2 separate regions of the Homo sapiens genome follow, and region 1 is linked to region 2. Evidence: chromatin loops called from intact Hi-C (ENCODE). Cell type or tissue: PC-3. All regions are shown on one strand. Each heading gives the region's core, and the rest is flanking DNA. Links, peaks and the distances in the headings are about the cores only.

Region 1 (7,798 bases), core at 1,808-6,807, 160 kb after region 2:
TTACAGGCATGAGTCATGGCACCTGGCTTCATTATGCTCTTTAAACATGTCTGGGCAAAAAAGAATATGAAAGTATTTACTTATATAAAATATGTATTGTTAAGCTCCCTCTGACAAGTTAAAGACCATGAATTTTTTGTCCAGACTGGCTTAAACAATATGAGATCTGAATCTTTTGGTCGCAGACATAAGAGCTGCAAGAGACCTGGAAGACTAGAAAGTCAAAATTATCAAAATTATTTAGAAACTATGAAAAAAAAGCATATATTTTCCAATCACCATATAAAACAGGATTTTTGCAATAACTGTGAGATATGCACTACTTTATAAAATTATGCACTATATTCTGGTAACTTTTTACCAGTACCAAGCTAAATCTTCATTTACCCTGTGTCCTTTCCTAAGGAAACTATTTGGAGAAGTTTTCCAGATAAAAGGGTTAGTCTCCAACATTCCAAAGCTATACTAAAATGATCACTTTTTTTTTTTGAGATGGAGTCTCACTGTTGCCCAGGCTGGAGTGTGGTGGCATGATCTCTGGCTTACTGCAACCTCCGCCTCCCAGGTTCAAGAGATTCTCCCATCTCAGCCTCCCAAGCAGCTGGGACTACAGGCGCATGCCATCACGCCTGGCTAATTTTTTTGTATTTTTAGTAGAGACGGGGTTTCACCATGTTGGCCAGATTGGTTGAACTCCTGACCTCAAGTGATCTGCCCACCTTGACCTCCCAAAGTGCTGGGATTACAGGTGTGAGCCACCATGCCCAGCCTAAAATGATCACTCTTTCAATTAGAGAAAGTCAAATAATAACCTTTGAAGTCAGTAAACTGTTATTTTAAAGCAAAATGTCATTTTTTACTTCATGTTCTTTACCCACTCTGGTTCACTCTATTGCCTATCAAGAATCTATCCAGTGCAATGGGGAAAACAAAGGGCGTGTTAGATAATGTCATGACTTGGTGATACAGTAACTCAGGTCTCTGAGTGTCTAGGACAGAATCCTACCCCTGCTCCATATTAGCTGCTTTTCCTTAGGTGATTTATGTCACTACCAGAAGCGTTGGTTCCCTTGCTTATAAATGAGGATACAGGTCCACAATCCCTTATCTAGAACAGAGGTCAGACATGTTTTGAAATTCAAAGTTTTTTGATAATTTAGAGAATGGTGTTAAGTTGTATATACCATATATATCCTAATAAGCAAGATCTGAAACCATATCCCATAATAAGCAGTAATAGTTAAATGAATTGTCAAAGTGAGAATAAGATAATAAATAACTTCATGTTAGCTCAGGTCTGGTTTTGCCACCAAATGAAGTATGAAAATGATTCTAATTTTCTGAGCTCTCTGGATTTCATTTGACTACTGGGAGAATTAAAGAAGATAAAAAACAAAGAAAATTGTTATTTTTGTTACTCTTCTTGAAATGTTTAATCACAAAGCATTGACTTCACCAGCACAGCCGGGGACCACCTATCTCCACTCTTTCAAGGGGTGAGGCAGGACATGAACTGTGTATGCAATCTTAAGATGAGTGCCAGAGAAACCAAGAAGCCAGTGACCTTGGGCATGTTGATATGTAAACAAGGGAATATAGGATTATGTTACATAGGGAGACATTTGTTTTTCCTTGTATATTTGATCTTCTCAGTAGCTTTTCTTTTTAGGACTTAGTGTTTTGCATTTCCTATCTTTTCACCACCCTTCCTTATTTCACTACTCCTTCCCTCTGCAGTTCTGCCACCTCAGTTGCTGGGCTTGGGGTACAGGCACACAAGTGTAAATGGAGAGATTCTCCAAGGCTGGGTTTCCCTACTTCAGATTTAGATTAACACAGAAATGAAGACTGAAGAATACTGATTAAATTGCTATGAGCTAACACTTATCAACAAGGGAAGAGCTGGTATTAAGCCGGTATTAAGTTCAGCCTGAAGCTCTTAATACTGCTAGAAGAGTACACAGCTCTGTGGGCCATGGTCACCAAGGTTGCTCCTCTTCACCCCTCACCTGTACAGTTTCCTTTGCTATTCCGTCAGTCACTGCTTTAAACCTCTGCTGCACTCCCTTCTCAGACCACCAAGATCTACTCCTTGCCCACAACTTTTCTCGAAACTCTGAACATAAGGCCCCAATAGTCTCCCAATATTGGATGTCATGGAGTCATTTCTTTCTTCCTTTACCTTTCTGGAGCACCTGAGCCTACTGACCATCCTGTTGTGTGGAATCATCATCTTCACTTCTATGACTTCGAGCTCTCCTGCTTCTTCCAACTTCGATTACCCTTTCTCTTTGATCCCGTTCTTCTGCACACACTTTCAAATGTTCCCCAGTGTTCTTTCCTTAGAGCCTTTCTCCTCGCACTACATCACAGCAGCTCAGTCTTTCATAGCCTGTGCCCTTTACAATGCTTTCTCACCCCTAGCCAAGAACGTTTTGCTTCCTGAATTACAAATATTAAATACAATGAAGGTTTTTCTTCCTCAAACTATGTATCTATCCTGCTCCACCACCTTCCCTTGCTCTTTCCTATCAGCCTCCCACCTCCACCTCATCATTCCTAAGAACACCCTCCTCAGGCTGGGCACAGTGGCTCACACCTGCAATCCCAGCACTTTGGGAGGCTGAGGATTGCTTGAGCTCAGGAGTTTGAGACCAGCCTGGGCAACATAGTGAGCCCCTGTCTCTATAAAAAAATAAATAAAATATTTTAAAAATCACCTGCTCAGTATGTTGTTCTGAGACCATCTCATACACTCTTATAAGACCCAGGTGCCCAATTGTCTCAACTGTCTCACAGCCATCTCTACCTGGATGCCCAAGACCTCTTATATGCAAGTCTAAAACTCAGCTTATCACCTCCCACCCATATGTGCTCTTCCTCTGGGTTTTCCATCTTGGTTGGTGACACCATCATCTACCTCAATGCCCAATCCAGAAACCAGAGGGTTGATAGAGAATGGCTCTTCCTCCCTCCTTCACCACATCACTAAATCCTACTAACTTTTTCTGCAAAGTGTCAGATCTAGACAGTTCAAGATTTGTCCATCTCTTACCCTGCACAGGCACCCACTTACTTCATAGTCTTAACCTCTCAACCTTATTGAGGTGGAGGATAATGACACCTTCCAATCAGAACCTTTCCATCTCTTCTCCCTCTAACCTATTTTTCATGCTGCCTTATCTTGCTAAAATGTGAATCTGTTCATACTACCCCTTTGCTTAACTTATACTACAGACAAAGCTCAGGCTTGTTAATGTGGTATGTAAAATTTCCCATAACTTGGTCCCCGCCCTGCAGCATGTCTTACAATGTAGAATGCTCTGACAAACCATGCTGTTTTCTGCTTCAGTGTCTTTGCTAAAAACTATTCTGTCCTGCTTGTAATTACCCCAACACCATCAATCTGGCCAATTTCTATTCAGATGTTAAAAGCCAGTACAAGTGTCATCTCTTCAGAGAAGCCTTTCCTCACTCCCTGCTCTTGCTGTTTTTGGCCGGCAGAACACTCATCTGTTCACCTGGTTTGCCTTCTCTAAAAGACTAGGAGGAGCAGGGACTATGCCTTGCTCATCTTTGTATCCTAAGTCTAACAATGTGCCTAGCATACTGGTGAATTAAAATGAAATCAGACTTTCAATTAAGTCTGAATTGCATAGCATTTTCAAAAACTTGCAGGTTTGCAAATTCCGAGTCTCAAAAGTACTGCACTATACACCTAAAAGTAATATATAAAATACTCCTAATATTCCTCAAAAATGTGCTCTTCTGAAATCTTATTTACTTTTCATTCTCCCCTAAAACTGTTCTATAAGACCTGCTGAAATCACTGCAATGTTTTTTTTTTTTTTTTTTTGAGACGGAGTTTCACTCTTGTTGTCCAGGCTGGAGTGCAATGGTGCCATCTTGGCTCACTGCAACCTCCACCTTCTGGGTTCAAGCGATTCTCCTGCCTCAGCCTCCCGAGTAGCTGGGATTACAGGCGCGTGCCACCATGCCTGGCTAATTTTTTGTATTTTTAGTAGAGACAGGGTTTCACCATGTTGGCTGGTCTCGAACTCCTGACCTCAGGTGATCCACCCACCTCAGCCTCCCAAAGTGCTGGGATTACAGGCATGAGCCACCGCGCCCAGCCTGCAATGTTTACCTGGTTGGTGCAGATTGGAACGTGAAATGAAGCTCACAACCAGGGCTGACACAGCAGTGGGTTTCAATTACCACTGTCACGGGGAAATAGCAAAGGCACATAATTATGTGAAAGCCAGGGCTCTGGATGGCAAGGTAACTGTTCTGTTGATGGACAACGTGATAGAAGGTCCTGGGTTCTTGACTTACTGTGGATACATGCCTGTCTGAGTTTCTTTAATGTGCAAGAGCTATCTATTTCAAAAAGCAAAGGTATTGATTTTCTGTGGAATGAGGAAGTGGTAGCCTTGGAATGTGGTGAAGAGCAGGAAGGTGGGTTCTCAGAGAACATGACATACTTTTATAATACTTGAGCTTAAAGCGAATCAGTACCACACAGTCATCAGTTTGGTCTAGGTTGGAGAGCTAGTTCCAGATTCCAACTCTACACTTACAGTGACTAGAAACAGCTCCACGATAGTTAACATCTGGACTAGAGTGCAAAACATTTTTTAAGACACAGGAAGAATCACATTTCCACAAAATGAGTCATTCCAAATATCAAGAATCAAACATTCTAAAATGTAATCAAAGTTAAATAAAGAAATAACAATCTATAAAATTCTTTAAGGTCAGAATCAGGGCTTGTAAAAAACATCGCTGGGCCTCCTTAAATAAAAAGGGAGCCAGGAATCACATTATCAGGGATCCTGTAGTCAAGGCCTTTAGCAGAGTCACCATTAGTGTTTCTAGAGGTAAAGAGAACATCACTATTGGCTGTTCCAATGTGTTTAAGAGGGCAATTCTCAGAGCACTATAAACGCATTGAGCACTGATAAGAGATAGTGCTTACTTAGTTTTAAAACATAAGCAAGTTTTAAAGACAAAACAGATGAGATTAGTAGATACGGATAAAAGACTAAATAATGAACAAAAGCAATATTTAAATACCTTTTTATTTCTGAGGTAGGATTTCTTGGCAGAAACCCGTCCACGTCTTGCTTCCAGCTGGCGTGCTTTCTGCTGAAGTTTCTGCAGCTCTTCTCTCTGTAAGTACGCAGATGCTGCCATCTCTTCCTTCTCCAGCATGGCCTCCATGCTTTCGTAAGTGTCATAGTATACCACTTCATCTCTTTTTTCTGTTACAGAACAGCAAAAAAGAGTAGTGGTAAAGAATATGGGCTAGGGTTTGGAAAGAACAAGGTTCTAATCTCATTACTGGCTCTGCAACCTCAGGCAAAGCCATTATCTCTTAAGCTTCTTTGTAAGTGGTGATTATTATTTAATACACCTCATAGAGTGAATGTATGCAAAGTGTTTAGCAGTATCTGGCAAACAGTAAGTGCTCAATAAATGCTAGAAATCACCCCCCCACACTCTATCCCTACAGAAAACAATTTTTTAAATGTCTTAACAAAAGAAACATACCTAGTCCATAAGTATTTTCTCATGTATTCAATCTTTGGTGAACTTATGTGGTTAAATGCACGCCATACCTGATATAAGTCTTTTGATGCTTTCTAGTTGCGCTGTCAATAGTAACTCTTCACACTTCAAGATTTCAAACTGTACTTCATACAACTGAAGTTGCAGATCATAATAATCAGCTTCTAACTGATCCAATCGTGCTATCGCTTCTGTACCACCCCGCAAACTCTGCATCTGCATTGAAAATACAAATTAAAAAATTTCTAGCTGGTGGGGACAAGAAAATTGAGTTAGTATTAAAAATTAATACTAATCAGATAGCATAAACCTATTAAGTAATTCCTCTCAGAAAGAAACTTGTAGGCATGGAATCTAGACTTTAAAAATATATATATATATATGTATAAAACAGTAATAATCAAGTCATATTATATGGTGGAAGTAGGCAAACATGGTAAAAATAAGGTTTTAATGTTTATGTTATACTTATGCATATTTATGGTAATAATATATGTATCATCTGGATATAAATGCTTTCCCTCTCAAAAGTGGATGCTAAGTTATGTAGTTGTTCTTTTCACAGAGATATATGAAAATGACGGGGCTATTCTCAGATATTTACAAGAATGGTAAAAGCTGGTTAATGCCACATATCTGGGGTTTTGCTTTGCTCCATGGTCACAGACTGGCTAGGTTCTGGGATCTGCTGACTATAGAGTGAGGTGAGAATATGTGACTGGAACAGCAGAAGACAATTGCTTTAGATGGAAATCCTTGCAATCCGTAAGGTGTCACTTTAGGTAAATGTAATCAACGTCCTAGGCTGAACTTAAAGTGAGATCCAGAAATTTCTGGGCATGGCTCATAAAGTGAAGGATGGTCTTCTGTGAGGTTTGCTTGGTTGGTCAGTTCTCGGTGCTGGAGTGGGAAAATTTTTGCCAGGAATGAAGGAAACCACCAAGGGGAAAGTGTACTTTAGATAACTGGTTCCTAACCCTACTATTTCTATGGCTTTCTATTTGGCTGTACGGAAAAAGGCAGATAAAAGAAGCCAAAGGAATGGCTTTTCAAGAGTCAGTGAGATGTGAAGGACAAGCATAGTTCTCTAGAGTGAGACAGTAAGCATTCTTCCAAGAACATAGCACCACTGCTTTGGTAGTTTAAAGGTTCATGCTTAGCAGCTCCAGGAAAGCCCCGATACGGGCATCAGTGTGCCCTCAGAGCCAAAGGAGCAATAGTGAGGAGCCCTGGATTCAAGTGGCTTCCCAAGGAGTGACCTTCAAAGGAGGAGACGAGAGGAACAAAAGGGAAAATTATTAAGAGTATTGTTTACGAGCTCATGTGAGACATCACTGGGGTCCCAGAATACCAAAGAAATACTTGACTGGCTGTACAGGGACAACCTACAGGGAAAAAGACAGTGAATTCTTATTTTCCTAAATGATCCCTTTTGTCTGGCGAGGTTGGTAAAACCTGTCAGCACATAAAAAGAATACGTTTTAAAGAAAATTCCAGCTTTTGCTTTACAGTCTATATATCTACACAGTCTTACCCAATAATTAGAATATTTTTCCTTAAAATATAATTTCAAATCCCTTTCACAAGAATTTTGAACTGAAAAGCAATGGTTAGGCTCCAGTCTAAACGTGCAGTTGTAAAAATTTAAAAATAACCAGGTGAATTAAATACAGTGGTACTTTGTTTTATGAATATTTTATAAACGGATACTTAATAGATTATCTAAGTGTAAGACTGTGAGTGATCCCGCTGTGTTAGGAAATATTTTATGGGTGACAAACAACGTATATAACCCCAAAGTGGGTTTAATTATAGCAGCTAGGGAGGGGAATGTGAACAATATGAACTGTTGTTTTTGTCCTAAGTCATAAAATAAGAACCAAGGAATAATGTCTACCTTGAGACTCGTGGACTCGCCACTTTAGATGATAAACATCCCTTTTCATACTCTCTTGGGGCTCTTGCCCAGCTCTGCAAACACAGCTGTAGGATATACATTGTTCCAGTATCTGCACCCACACTCTCTATTACCACAGCATACAAACAGGTAAGATATCTAATGTTAGAAGGCTTTATTCTCAAGTGGGGAATCGTTAAGTTAAAACCTTAGTGTAAACCAGTCTAAAAACCTTAATCTAAGATTACTTTCCAGTGATATTGTTCAGATCCAGGCTGTGAGTTCATTTTCACTACTCTGGTTCTACCCAACTAAGTGACCATTTTCTGC
Region 2 (7,798 bases), core at 1,760-6,759:
AAAATATTGTCTAGTCCAACGTTCTCCACTAGAAATATGATGTGAACAACATATGTTATTTGAAATTTAGTTTTAAGGTTCTAAAAAGGAAGTCAAAATCAATTTTTATATATTTTGACACAGTTTATCCAAAATGCTATCTTTTTAAAAGTGATTAATGTAAAAGTCATGGAGATACATTACATTTTTTAAAAAAATACTAAGTCTTTGAAATCCATTATGTATTTTGCATTTAGAGCACATCTCAATTTGAATGTTAAATGTTTATTGGAAATACTTGATCTGAATTTAAATTTCATAAAATTTCTGTTGGAAAAAGTAGATTCACATACCCAGGTTGTTCCATATATATTTAAAAGCTTTTCAGACACTGAACTGAGTATCAGATAAAGTTTAAATTAATTCACTTTCTCAGTTGCACCAGCTGAATTTCACATGCGTAGTGGTCAGGTGGCTAGTGGCTACCATACTGGATAGTGTAATTCTAATCATAACATGTATTGTTATGTGGCAGTTAAATGACCTAGGCTGGGCATGGTGGCTCATACCTTTAATCGCAGCACTTTAGGAGGCCGAAAAGTGAGAGGATCGCATGAGCCCAGGAGTTTGAGACCAGCATGGGTAACAGTGAAACCCCATCTCTAGAAACTAAAAAAAGCTGGATGTGGTGGTGCACGCTCATCTGTAGTCCCAGCTACTCTGGAGGCTAAGGCAGGAGGATCGCTTGAGCCTGAGAGGTCAAGGCTGAAGTGAGCTCTGATCGCACCACTGCACTCCAGCCTGGGCAACAGGGCAAAACCCTGTCTCAAAACAAAACACCGGCCTATATTATATAAAGTAAAATGTGGCCGATTATTCAAATTTTGCATTGTCAATAAGAACTAGAGAAGTGCTGTGACGTTTTATTGTTTGTTTTGAGCAATTTAAAATATTCACAATAATACAGGGAATACTATACACATATCCACTTTTCAAATTTCACAAATGTTAACATTTTGTTCAAGTATCTCTGAATCTTTCTCTTCAATCCTGAGTTTACTTATTAGAATATTTATTTGTTTAGATATTATATGGACTGAACATCCACTCATTTAGTTTGTAGCAAGTAGAAAAGTGTACCTTAGAGTATTATGATTGTTCGTTGAAGGTGATATTAGCACTTAAATGGCCTTTATAGCATTTCATTAGTTTTTTTTTTTTTTTTTTTTTTGAGATGGAGTTTCACTCTTGTTGCGCAGGCTGGAATGCAATGGTGCAATCTCGGCTCACTGCAACCTCAGCCTCCCAGGTTCAAGCCATTCTCCTGCCTCAGCCTCCTGAGTAGCTGGGATTACAGGCCCCTGCCAGCACGCCCAGCTAATTTTTTTATTTTTAGTAGAGACATGGTTTCACCATGTTGACCAGGCTGGTCTTGACCTCAAGTGATCCGCCCGCCTTAGCTTCCCAAAGTGCTAGGATTACAGGCCTGATCCTCTGCGCCCAGCCTAATTCATTTGTTTTTAAAGTTTTTAAGGCCGGGCACAGTGGCTCACACCTGTAATCCCAGCACATTGGGAGGCCGAGGCAGGCAGATCACAAGATCAAGAGATCGAGACCATCCTGGCCAACATGGTGAAACCCTATCTCTACTAAAAATACAAAAATTAGCCAAGTGTGGTGGTGCACACCTGTAATCCTAGCTACTTGGGAGGCTGAGGCAGGAGAATTGCTTGAATCCAGGGGGCAGAGGTTGCAGTGAGCCGAGATTGTGCCACTGCACTCCAGCTTGGTGACAGAGTGAGACTCTGTCTAAAAAAAAAATAGTTTTTAAGAACTGGATGTCTATTGGGAAATCACTTAGATTTTTAATAAAACGCCAGGAGTTTAACCTATTTGGCAATAGGTCAAATAGTACTACCTATATTAACAATAATTAAATTCTAGTTATTAACAAGAGATTACTTTCTTTAGATTTCCCAGGCATATACTGTCAGTTCTCAGAATTTAGCTTGAGTTAGTGGAAATCATTTGGGAAGAGGAGAATATTTAAAGTCAAGTAAAATGGAATGTGCCATATCAATTCTAATTGTAATTTATTTATTATTATTATTATTATTATTATTTTTGAGACAGGGTCTCCTCTGTTGGCCAGGCTGGAGTGCAGTGGCACGATCTCAGCTCACTGCAGCCTTGACTTACCTGGCTCAGGTGATCTCTCCTGTCAAGTAGCTGGGACCACAGGTGTGCGCCACCATGCCCGGCTAATTTTTTGTAGAGATGGGGTTTCCCCATATTGCCCAGCTGGTCTTGAACTCCTGGGCTCAGGCAATCTGCCTGTCTCAGCCTCCGAAAGTGCTGGGATTACAGGTATGAGCCACCACACCCAGCCTAAAAATGTAATTTTAAATGTGATCTATCAGGCATACTTGATATATTTTTAAACACTGAAATTTTACCTGAAATGGATGGGGTTTTTAATGGGTGGTAAGGACAAAGTCACTTGGCAGTTATTTAATACATACCAAGCAAGTTTCTTTGAACATTGAAGATGTTGCTTAAATGTGCATTGAATGAGGTTGCTTGCTTTTTACTCTGAATTTCAGCATATTCCTTAATACTTTATAGCTACTTATTAAAGTGGCCAAGAGTAAGTACTAAAATCTCTTAATAACTAATACCATGTCCTATAGATTATAAAAACTACTCTTAAAGTAAGAGGTGACATATAAGAAATGTAAACAGTAGCTCACGCCCGTAATCCCAGCACTTTGTGAGGCTGAGGCCGGCGGATCACGAGGACAGGAGATCGAGACCATCCTGGCTAACACGGTGAAACCCCATCTCTACTAAAAAATACAAAAAATTAGCAGGGTGTGGTGACGGGTGCCTGTAGTCCCAGCTACTCGGGAGGCTGAGGCAGGAGAATGGCGTGAACCTGGGAGGTGGAGCTTGCAGTGAGCCAAGATTGCACCACTGCACTCCAGCCTGGGCGACAGAGCGAGACTCTGTCTCAAAAAAAAAAAAAAAAAAAAAAAAAAGAAGAAATGTAAACAGTACTGTTACTCTTTAAGTGTATTTTTATATAATTTAAGAATCTTAATTTCCAAATGGAAATTTTAGATTTGATATTTTCTTCAAATACATCAATTAAATACTTAATGTCATGAAAATATTTCTGATAACTATAATGCAAACAATTATTTTTTAAAACCTTTAATTTCAGTGTTCACCCAACAGATTAAAAGATCAAGGAATTCAGATCATACATTTTTTTTTCTTTTTTAAAGAGACAGGGTCTTGCTCTGTCACCCATCCTGGAATGCAGTGGTGTACAATCATAGCTCGCTGCAGCCTCCAACTCCTGGGCTCAAATGATCCTCCTGCCTCATCCTCTTGAGTAGCTGAGACTATAGGCATGTGCCACCACAGCCAGCTAATTTTTAAATTTTTTATGGAGGCGAGGTCTTGCTGTTGGCCAACCTGGTCTGGAACTCATGGGCTCAAGCGATCCTCCCGCTTTGGCCTCCCACAGCACTAGGACTACAGAGGTGAGCCACTGTGCCTGGCCAGATCATACAATTAAAAAAAAAAATCCTTCCAGAAGTCTCGATACTTCTATTATAGCAAGGTTACTTTACAATTTTGTATTTGCTATAGAGTAACTTCCAGGTTTTAAAAAACATGCACCTGCTATATTTTTGGTTCATCACTAGGTGGAGTTGTTGCAGTATAATTATGTGTTGGGTAGCCATTAGCAGAAAAACCTTTGCATTCTTCAAAGTTCGTATATGGTTTTTAAAAAAGAACATTGTATGTATAAGCAATCAGCTTATTACACATATCATGGCATAGGGACATACAGTTGGTAGTATGTTATATTATGCAGTCATAATCTCTGAGCAGCATCAAAACAGGTATCTTAATGAGATTTTTCATGGGGTAGGATATATGTATGAGAAAGAGAGGAGGTGGTGAGATTTAAACCAGTTCCCTGATAATCGTGTGGAGTTTCAATTTATATTATTAAGTTGTACAGGATAATTCTTTCTAGGAAATTCCAGTGCTTGAGCTGCTGCATCCAAAGTCATGCTATGCCACTTCATAGTGGCACTGAAACTAAATTCTCCAGCCATTACCTATCAAGTTAAATGGTAATTAGTGTCCGTCTATTCCTGGACTTATCCTTGTCATTCTCATTTTGGCCTGAACAAGTATTGTTCAGCTTCTCTTGCCACTTCAGTCACCCAAAAGCAAGCTGAGGGTAGAATGTTTTTTGTCTTACTTTCCTGTTTACTTCAAATCAAGGGGGATGTTTTTGTCGGGAATTGGATGTACCTTCAGCACCTGTAGTCCTACAGTTAGGCATGTTTGGATTTCGCTCCTCTCCTACTTTCCCTTATTCCTCTCAGTTGAGTTCCAACCTGTTAAAATTGTCATTCTTTGATTCTTTGGCAGTCTTCAAAAATGGCCCCTAAAGCATTATTTTCCATCGTTAATTGTTATGTAAGTGTAATTTCTTCACAGTGCCATTTTAGAAAGATATTTTAATACCTATACAAGGTTAAGAAAAATTAAACAATACCTAAAGGATAAGAAAGCGAAGTAATTGAGCCCCATCCCCAGAAGCAACTACTTTTAAAAAATGTAATTTTTATTTCTTTTAGTGGTTGCCTCCATAGCTCTAATAAGCTCTTATATTACTATTTTTTTAATTGAAAGCTTTGGATTTTAAATCCTTATTGCAGAAAGTCAACTAGTGGTGAATTTTTGCCAGTTCCACATTTACCTTTCCATTTCTTCCTCTTCCCACCCATCTCAATGCAGTTATTCTTATAAATTGCTCTGTTGGTTCTACAATTTTAAATGGGGACCCCAAAATCAAATTGTGTATACTGTGGGGTGGTGTTATGAAGTGAATGAATGACCAGTGTGTAGCTTGTATAGTTCTGAACTGCCACCAATTACAGTATTGGGGGGGCATGTTAGTGCAGAGTTTATTGTAAGTAAGCCTCTTTCCTCAGTTTTCATTTGCATAGTTTTTTAAATGACAACTGTTTGAAACAATTAGCAAACGTATTATCATATAGAAGCCTGGAGATAAGGTGATTTGTTGGTCCAGTGACATCATCAAGGAACCAGAGTCTTTGTTTTTCCGTATGCTATTATCGACAGAGAATGTTGGCTTTGGTCTCAGGTATGCGCCCCTCACAGCACTAAGGGTTTCTTTAGGTCCTGATGTCACATGCAAACATACCGTTTCAGAGAATATTCCTTCTTACATGTGTACTGTCTGTGAGTGTACCTAGAAGTTTCTAGCAAACTTTTCTTGGTTATTTCTTGGAATTGTTTCAGAGGTCCATTCCTAACCCAACTTCTGGCAAGAATGGGATTGCCATGATTATCCTTAGCGAAGCTCACAGTCATATGGAAGAGGGTAGAGTATCTGAGGTTTGTTGGGGAGCAGCAAGGAAGAACAGTTGGTAGATAGTCAGCGAACAGGGTCTGCAGCAGAGTCAAATCCTCAGTGGAAAATATTACCAGCCTTATTTCTAATACTTCTTAGAATACTTAGAATACTTTCAGGCTACTTTCTTTTGGAAAATTAAAAAGAAAGGAAATTATTTGAAACCATAACCTTCTTTATAATCTCCTTTGCTGCAGTAGCCATTTGTACTTACATATCTGAAAAGGATACTTCTAAGCTAGGCATTAAAGGTATACCAGGAAATGTACAATTTCTCTTCCTTTCCTTGAGTTTGATTGTATTTATTGGACCTATGCCTTTGCACTCTCTTGGGATGAAGATTTACTGGTTAATCATATAATATTTTTGAAAGTATAGACTTCATTGGTAACTGTAAAACAGCATCATCATTGATTTTTAAAAATCAGAGCTATCCAAGTGATGAATGTTAACTGTCTGCTTTTTTTCTAGACCAAAACTTATGTATCTCCTGGAAAATAGTTTTTTGTTTTGCTCTAGTTTTTTTATGATCCTCGTTTCTTTCTTATTACGCAGATGCCTGAGAGCTAAATGTAGTAATTCTTTATGTCAGCTCTAGTGAGTTTGAGTAAGTCTTGTTTTTAAAATAAAATTCTGATTTTATTACTTTTTTCTCAGGGTTATCTTAACATTCTTCCAGTTTTCCACATCCATAGTAAGTTTTAGCATCCATCACTGTATGTAGTACTTTTAAAGAATTGTAGCTCAAGATGAAGAACTTGAGAATTATTGTTACACCAATTTCCTAGAATTCGTTTATGAATCAACAGAAAAATACTCCAGTAAGCTTTTCTTATGTCAGTAAAGTAGTTTGAATTACTTACTGTTCTGGTTATTCATGTAAGAAGTTACCGAATAGATAGTGCTCTATGATTAAAGTGTGTGTGTTTTCTGGTTTTTTTGTTTGTTTGTTTGTTTTTGAGATGGAGTCTCGCTCTGTCGCCCAGGCTGGGGGTGCAGTGGCGTGATCTTGGCTCACTGCAACCTCCGTCTCCTGGGTTCAAGTGATTCTCCTGCCGCAGCCTCCTGAGTAGCTGGGATTATAGGCATGCGACACCGTGCCTGGCTCATTTTTGTATTTTTAGTAGAGATGGGGTTTTACCATGTTGCCCAGGCTGGTCTCAAACTCCTGACCTCAAGTGATGAACCCACCTGGGCCTCCCAAAGTGCTGGGATTACAGGCGTGAGCCACTGCGCCCGGCATGGATCTATTTGTCTTTAAAATTGATTTTTAGAGCAATTTTTAAAGAGTAATTTTTAGTTTCTTAGAAGAGTTACTTTGAGTGTTCTTAACAAGTACCCGTTTAAGAAATAATACTGTAGTCGTTACTGAATAAGGCTTGAATTTTATATTATAAATATAATTAGTAATATCAGTAAAGATGGTAAGCTATCCAGACCAACTTTCAGTGAGATATTTACCTCAGAATTTGTCTTTTGATTCTCATAGCCATAAATATAAATCCTAGGAGATGTAAATATATTACATGAAAGAGTTCTGAGGTCAAATAATCTGCCAGATGCTGGATTATTTGGTGTTAGATTGGTTTCTTTACCGCAGAACTTCTCAGAACCTTTAACATGCTAATGTACGTTATAAATATTTTAGAATATAACACAGTGTTTGCGAAACTTGTTTGAACATGGACCATTCATTTCTCAGACTGTTGTTCAATATAAACACACTTCGGGAAATGCTGGTGTTTGATCCAGTTAGTATTTGTGTGAATTGTTGTAAAGAAAGCAGTGTCTAACCTTTATTTATGAGTTTTATACAGTTTATGAAAAGATATTAACTTTGATACCTGGACACTTGAACAATCAATTTCAAATGTATTACAGGTCTTTTTAAGAGATTAAGAGCTAGATTTTTAAGATAGCTTTTTAAGAGTTCAGTTATATGTAAATCTCTTAAAGATTTTAGATATAGCTTCTCTACTGCCTCTTCTACAGCTTTTTTCTAAATGGAAATTACGGACATGCTTAGTATTGAAACATACCCATCATAAAATCTGGTGATTCCCCAAACTCTGCATGCCAGCCTGGTTTTCTCTGAGCTCCAAACAAGTGTTTTTAAGTTCCTGGCCCAAGAGTTCTACATCCAAACCCTGTAGGCATCTGAACTCCTTCAAAACTGACTTCATCTTCCCCTTCCACTTCCCCAATCTTAGACTTTACTTTCTGTGGCCCATCCTTGCTAGTGGGACTGTCTTCTTTTCAGTTACCCAAAGTAGAAACCCAGGAGACTCAGATTCCTTCTTTGTCTTATACATCAGGAGTTCTCAACCTTGGCACAATGAACATTTTGAGCTGGAA

The links. Hi-C counts contacts between places; a loop is a spot of excess contacts. Peaks named below come from ENCODE experiments on the same cell type or tissue, not always from the same donor. Only the 100,000 strongest peaks of a DNase experiment are listed, where the experiment ranks them.
Region 1: it touches region 2 in a loop (2.7-fold over the local background); 2 of 110 quality-filtered maps call a loop at or near these places.

The regions. Positions count from the first base shown.
Region 1 is chr5:79,298,142-79,305,939 of GRCh38, reverse strand. JMY (junction mediating and regulatory protein, p53 cofactor) reads right to left here. Exons shown (of 11, transcript NM_152405.5): 5 at 5,622-5,787; 6 at 5,077-5,264. Among named protein-coding and RNA genes, the nearest start is that of JMY, 66 kb to the right of the region's middle. In PC-3, for the core only: no CTCF peak of the experiment used is centred there; a DNase peak (open chromatin) is centred at 4,679; H3K4me3 peaks cover 436 bases; H3K27ac peaks cover 1,261 bases.
Region 2 is chr5:79,460,804-79,468,601 of GRCh38, reverse strand. All of the region lies in intron 1 of HOMER1 (homer scaffold protein 1), which reads left to right. It overlaps LOC107986426 (a long non-coding RNA gene), which reads left to right. Exons shown (of 3, transcript XR_001742758.2): 3 at 1-593. Among named protein-coding and RNA genes, the nearest start is that of HOMER1, 49 kb to the left of the region's middle. In PC-3, for the core only: a CTCF peak has its summit at 3,694; no DNase peak of the experiment used is centred there; H3K4me3 peaks cover 319 bases.